Regions from separate parts of the Homo sapiens genome. Here region 2 is linked to region 1. The links are chromatin contacts, found by Hi-C or POLR2A ChIA-PET in ENCODE. All regions are on one chromosome and are shown on one strand. Each heading gives the region's core, a stretch centred on a gene start or an enhancer-like site at or near the end of the contact. The rest is flanking DNA. Distances are from core to core; before and after follow the strand shown.

Region 1 (2,700 bases), core at 1-2,500:
CTGGTGCCAACGTTCAGTGGACACATCCTCATCTTCTTCCTCGTCTCTGTGGCCTTGGTGCCTGTGGTCAGGGACATGATGGTGGTGTTCACCTGAGACAGCCTCAACCTCTTCCTTTCTGTGGTCTTGGTGCCTGTGGGCCTGGTGTCCATACTCAGTGGAGACATCATCATCATCATTGTCATCTTCTTCATGGCTTCGGTGCCTGTGGCTGGGGTCGCGATGATGGTGTCCATCTGAGACATCTTCATCCTCTTCAATCCCGTGGCCTTGGTGCCTGTGAGCCTGGTGTCTATATTCAATGGAGACATCATCATCATCATCATCATCATCATCATCATCATCATCATCGTCATCTTCTTCATGGCCTTGGTGCCTGTGGCTGGGGCCATGATGATGGTGTCCATCTGAGACATCCTCATCCTCTTCACTCCCATGGCCTCGGTGCCTGTGGGCCTGGTGTCCATACTCAGTGGAGGCCTCCTCTTCCTCCTCCTCCTCCTCCTCCTCCTCTTCTCCTTCATCATCTTCCCCATCATGGCCTCGGTGTCCATGCCTGAGGATATGATGGTGATGCTCACTGGACACAACTTCATCCTCATCCTCGTCTTGATGGCTGTGGCTCCTGTGGCTGGGGAGGTGGTGCCTGTGCTCAGCTGAGTCTTCCGTGTCTTCACTCCCGTGGCCTCTGTGCCCACGGGCCTGCCCACCATGCTCTGCAAAGACCTCCTCACCTGAGACACCCTCATCTCCGACTTTGTGGTCTTGGGACCTGTGGCCTGGGAGTAGGTGCCCATATTCCTTGGAGACATCTTCATCCTCCTTTTCACGGTCTGGGTGGCTCCAGAAATGATGCCCATTCTCTGTGGAAACATCCTTGTTCTCATCTGGATGGTCTCTAGGGCTGTGGAGGTGGTGGCGAAGCTCTGCTGATGCCTCCTCGGAGAGCCCGGCGACTCCAGTGCTGTTGTTCCGGTTTCTGAAGCCTAGCCCATCCCCTCTGAGCTGCTGGGTCATGGCCGGGGGGAGGAGCAGGCTGGCCACCCCAGCCCAGAGGACAGAAGCGTGCAGCCATGGCCTATGGTGGCCCATGGGGACGGACAGGCAGCACTGGCTCCAGCTGCCTCTGCGGCAATGTGGACAAACGTTGGGGTCTTTGTCCCTTTGGGGTTGGTCTCTTTTTTTCTCTGTGTCTCTCCTTTGTCCTTTCGGTCTCTGTCCACCTTCCTCTGGTCCTTGCTGCCTGGCTCTGGACACCCCTCTGAGGCTGTCTCCGGAGCCCCCTGACCCCCCTCTGGGGCCCTCCCTCCCCATTCCCCAGCCAATAGGGTCCTTCCCCTCCCCTCTCTCCAGCTAAATTTACTCTCAGCCCTGAGTTATTCTGGGTCAGTCCCCGCCTGCCTGCCTCCTGCTCCTCCTCCTCCCAGCTGGGGAGGGGACCAGTGAGGGGTCTCTCCCTGGCCAGGAGACGGTGGCCAAGGGACTTGACTTTGAACTACCAACAAGCTCACGTTTGGCAGCTGCAAAGACAAAGGCTAGACTTTTAGCAGGTTTTTGGGGGAGCCTGGGGCACCTGGGGGAGGCAGAAGAGACTTATCAGAGGGGAGAGACTCCTGGGACGGAAGGACTGGGGGTTCGATTGCGGGGTGTTTCCAGCTGGAATGATACGTGCTGGTGAGAGAGTGATGTCAGTATTGAGGCCCTAGAATGGGGGGAAAGGAACATGGCCCCCAACACACGTGCCCATGACCTCCTGTCCCTGGAACTCAGATCTGGGGGCAGGGACTGGGCTAGGCCAGGGCTATAAATACAGCTGGGAGGGGTAGGGGGACTCAGGTTACGGAGGCCACAGCTGTCCCCATCACAGAGGGCTGGCAGGAGACAAGTGGCCTTGCCCGTCTCTGTGTGTCAGTATTTCCTACTCCTCACCCTTCATGACTGCCCCCACTAGGGTCTCCTTTCCTGTTCACGGGTCCTCCTCTCTCTTCAATTCTGTCATCTGCTCTCTCAGGGTCCCTGTCCCTCCTCCATGGGATTGCCTCTCCCTCTCACTCTGGGCTTCTGTCCCACTCTTATCTTAGTGTCAGTCCTCCCCCAAGTCTGTGTCCCTCTCTCTCCCCTAAATCTCTGGCCCCTCCTTTCTGAGTTCCTGCCCTTCCCCCAATTCTTTGGTTTTTGCATCCCCCTCTGCCCCTTGCCTCAGTCAAGGTGTCTCCTCCCCATCTCTGGCATCCACCTCTCTGGGTCTCTGTCCCCACTCTCTCTCAGAGTCTCTGTCCCCCTCTGTCTCAGAGTCTCTGTCCACCTCTCCCTGGGTCTCTGTCCCCCTCTCTCTGGGTCTCTGTCCCCCTCTCCCTGGGTCTCTGTCCCCCTCTCTCTGTGGATCTCTGTCCCCCTCTCTCTGGGTCTCTGTTCCCCTCTCTCTGTGGGTCTCTGTCCCCCTCTCTCTGTGGATCTCTGTCCCCCTCTCTCTGGGTCTCTGTTCCCCTCTCTCTGTGGGTCTCTGTCCCCCTCTCTCTCTGGGTCTCTGTTCCCCTCTCTCTGGGTCTCTGTCCCCCTCTCTCAGGGTCTCTGTCCCCCTCTGTCTCAGAGTCTCTGTCCCCCTCTCTCTGGGTCTCTGTCCCCTCTCCCTGGGTCTCTGTACCCCTCTCCGTGGGTCTCTGTCCCCTCTCCCTGGGTCTCTGTCCCCCCATCCCTGGG
Region 2 (2,700 bases), core at 200-2,699, 270 kb after region 1:
CAGAAAGCCAAAAGGGTGAAAGGGGAGATAACCACAAGGACCCAGGGAGACGGGGACACATACCCAGAGAGGAAAGAGACCCAGAGAAAGGGACAGAGACGGAGGAGGACAGAGACCTTGGAGATTACAGAGAACCAGAGAGAAGGGGACAGAGATGGGGGTAGGGAGGGACAGGGGCCCAGAATGAAAGGAGGGGGCGGGGGGGTGGGGGCGATAGGGAAGCAGAGATCCAGAAATAGGAAAGAAGCCAGCTTCCTGGACAAAGACAGGCAGAGAGAAACGGAATTGAGGAAAGAAAATAGAGTGGGGACTGAGGAGAGAGATGCCAGAGTGGCCGACACAGAGTCCTGTCTCTTTTCTACCCCCCATTTCAAGCCCCGCGCCCCCAACCCAACGCACACGCAGGTCGCGCAGGAACTAGGCGCAGTCCGGAGCGCAGGGCATGGTCTTTATTAAGATGGGGACGGGCAGCGCGCTCAGGGCGCATCCAACACCAGCAGCTTGTGCATGTACGAGTTCAGCCAGTGGCGGCGCTCGAGGGCGGCCAGCAACCGCGCGCGCTCCCGGAAGGCCGCGTCGTCCGCCAGCGCCAGGCTCCTCCGCGGCCTGGGGGTGGCGGGATCCGCCCAGGCCCGTCCTGGGGGGCGGAGGCTGTGGAGAGACGCGGTGACCGCGCGTCCAGACTCGCTCTTGCCGCCGCCTGTCCTCCCCGCGGTCTAACTCGAAGCCCCGTTACTGCCCAGTCCGTGGAGTGGCTCGGTCCGGCTCCCCCTGTCTCTCTCGTTCTCTGTGTGGGTCTCTGTCTCTCTGCTCACCAGGTTCGAAACTCCCCAGGTACTGAGACCGAGTCTGATGCACTTGTCCGCCCACAGCGCTCAGCGCATGGCCAGGCGCACACCAAGAACCCAATAAACGTTGCTCAAAGAATGAATCCGTTTCTGCAACGACTCCTTTCGAGCCTCTCCACGCCTTTCTCGGGATCTATCTTTCTGTGTCTCTTTCCCTTGCTGATTTTCTGTCCATTTCCCGCACCACCACTACCACCAAACCCTCCTCCCGCCTTCCCCCACCCCTAGTCTCTGTCTTCTCGCTGGGTCTCGGTCGCCCTCTCTTTGGGCTTCTGTTCCGCTTTCTGGATCTTCCGTCCCCTTTCTCTTTGGTTCTCTTCCCACTTCTCCAAGTTCCCACCCCTCCCTGGGAGTTCTGGGACTGGCACCTACCTGAGGACCCCGACCGGGGGCAGGGCGACTCCCGAGGCAGTGCGGACGCCCCAGGGCACCACCAGCAGCAGCAGCAGCAGCAGCAGCAGCCGAACCCGAGGGCTCCTGGACACCTGGCGGGTCTCCATCACCTGTGGAGAACCAGAAAGGGGCTCAGTAGGGCTGCATCCCGGCCCAGAACCCCGGGCCCCACCATGCATCCACCCCCAGCTTCCCGCACAGTCCCCTACCGTGCAGTGGGCTGGGGCAGCGATGGTGGCAGCCCCCTTATATCGCCTCCGCAGCCCCCGCACCGGGCAGTGACGCAGGCCGGGGGGCCGGGGACGCGGGGTCACCCCCTCCCCAGGCTCATTAGGAGCCGCCAGCGGTAATGAGGAGCCGGGGGTGGGGGACCTGCCGCTGCCTTGGCCGCCACCAACTAATTGGGACCAGAAGCTGGACCTGAGACGAGGGAGGGGGAGAGACAGACAGACAGAGAGGTGGACACAGGGGGTGTGTCAGAGGGCTAAAAATAGAGACTGGCGGAAGGACCGTCAGAGGAACAGAGACACAAAGAGAAGGACAAAGACAGAGTGGCCGAGGAAGAAATAGAGAGAAAGAATGGGAACGACAGAAAAAGAAAGGAAAAGGAAGAAAACAAGAAAAGAGAGCGAAGGAGATGGAAACGAACAGTCAGATGGAGATGGAGGAGGGAAAGAAAAGGCTCTCAGAAAGACAGACGGAAATGGAAGGACGTCCTGGTCTGGAAGGAGCTGCCCAGAGATAAATACAGCAGCGAGAGGCCCAGAAAGATCGAGGGTGAGGTAGGGAGGGGGGAAAGGCAAGAAATGGCAAAGGGTACGTGTGGCAGGGGTGTGAGGACAGGAAAAGTGACAGACCACATCAGAAAAACCTCAGAGAGTGAGAAGAGGGGAAAACAGACAGGGCTCCTGAGCTGCCCTAAGGATGTGTCTAAGCCCTTATCTGGGAGGAGTTTGGGGGTGCTGTGAAGATTAAAGCCCAGTCCTCCTCACACTGACTCTTTTTGTGTGTGTGTGTTTGTCTGTTTGAGATGGAGTCTTGCTCTTGTTGCCCAGGCTGGAGTGCAATGGCACTATCTCGGCTCACTGCAACCTCCACCTCCCAGGTTCAAGCCATTGTCCTGCCTCAGCCTCCCGAGTAGCTGGGATTACAGGTGCCCACCATCACGCCCAGCTAATTTTTGTATTTTTAGTAGAGATAGGGTTTCGCCAAACTGTTGGCCAGGCTGGTCTTGAACTCCTGACCTTGTGATCTGCCCTCCTTGGCCTCCCAGAGTGTTGGGATTACAGGCGTGAGCCAGCACACCCAGTCCACACTGACTCTTAAGAGGGGCCTCAGCCGGGTGCTGTGGCTCATGCCTGTAATCCCAGCACTTTGGAAGGCCGTGGTGGGTGGATCACTTGAGGTCAGGAGTTCGAGACCAGACTGGCCAACATGGCGAAACTCCTTCTCTACAAAA

Evidence for each region. Hi-C counts contacts between places; a loop is a spot of excess contacts on that map. ChIA-PET counts read pairs that join two places held with the same protein, here RNA polymerase II (POLR2A).
Region 2: a map with no recorded cell type shows a loop between it and region 1 (2.7-fold over the local background). The contact joins the promoter of PTH2 here to the promoter of HRC in region 1. A Hi-C loop is called at or near these places in 1 of 37 single-sample maps with no recorded cell type. POLR2A ChIA-PET finds 5 or more read pairs at or near these places in 5 of 52 experiments (A549, AG04450, H1 and 2 more).

Annotation. Positions count from the first base shown.
Region 1 is chr19:49,154,146-49,156,845 of GRCh38, forward strand. HRC (histidine rich calcium binding protein) reads right to left here and starts at 1,251. Exons shown (of 6, transcript NM_002152.3): 1 at 1-1,251. The coding sequence starts at 1,092.
Region 2 is chr19:49,421,992-49,424,691 of GRCh38, forward strand. It overlaps PTH2 (parathyroid hormone 2), which reads right to left and starts at 1,450. Exons shown (of 2, transcript NM_178449.4): 1 at 1,221-1,450; 2 at 428-651. The coding sequence starts at 1,348. The coding sequence ends at 477. It also overlaps a transcript of GFY not described here. RefSeq lists a silencer at 1,566-1,769.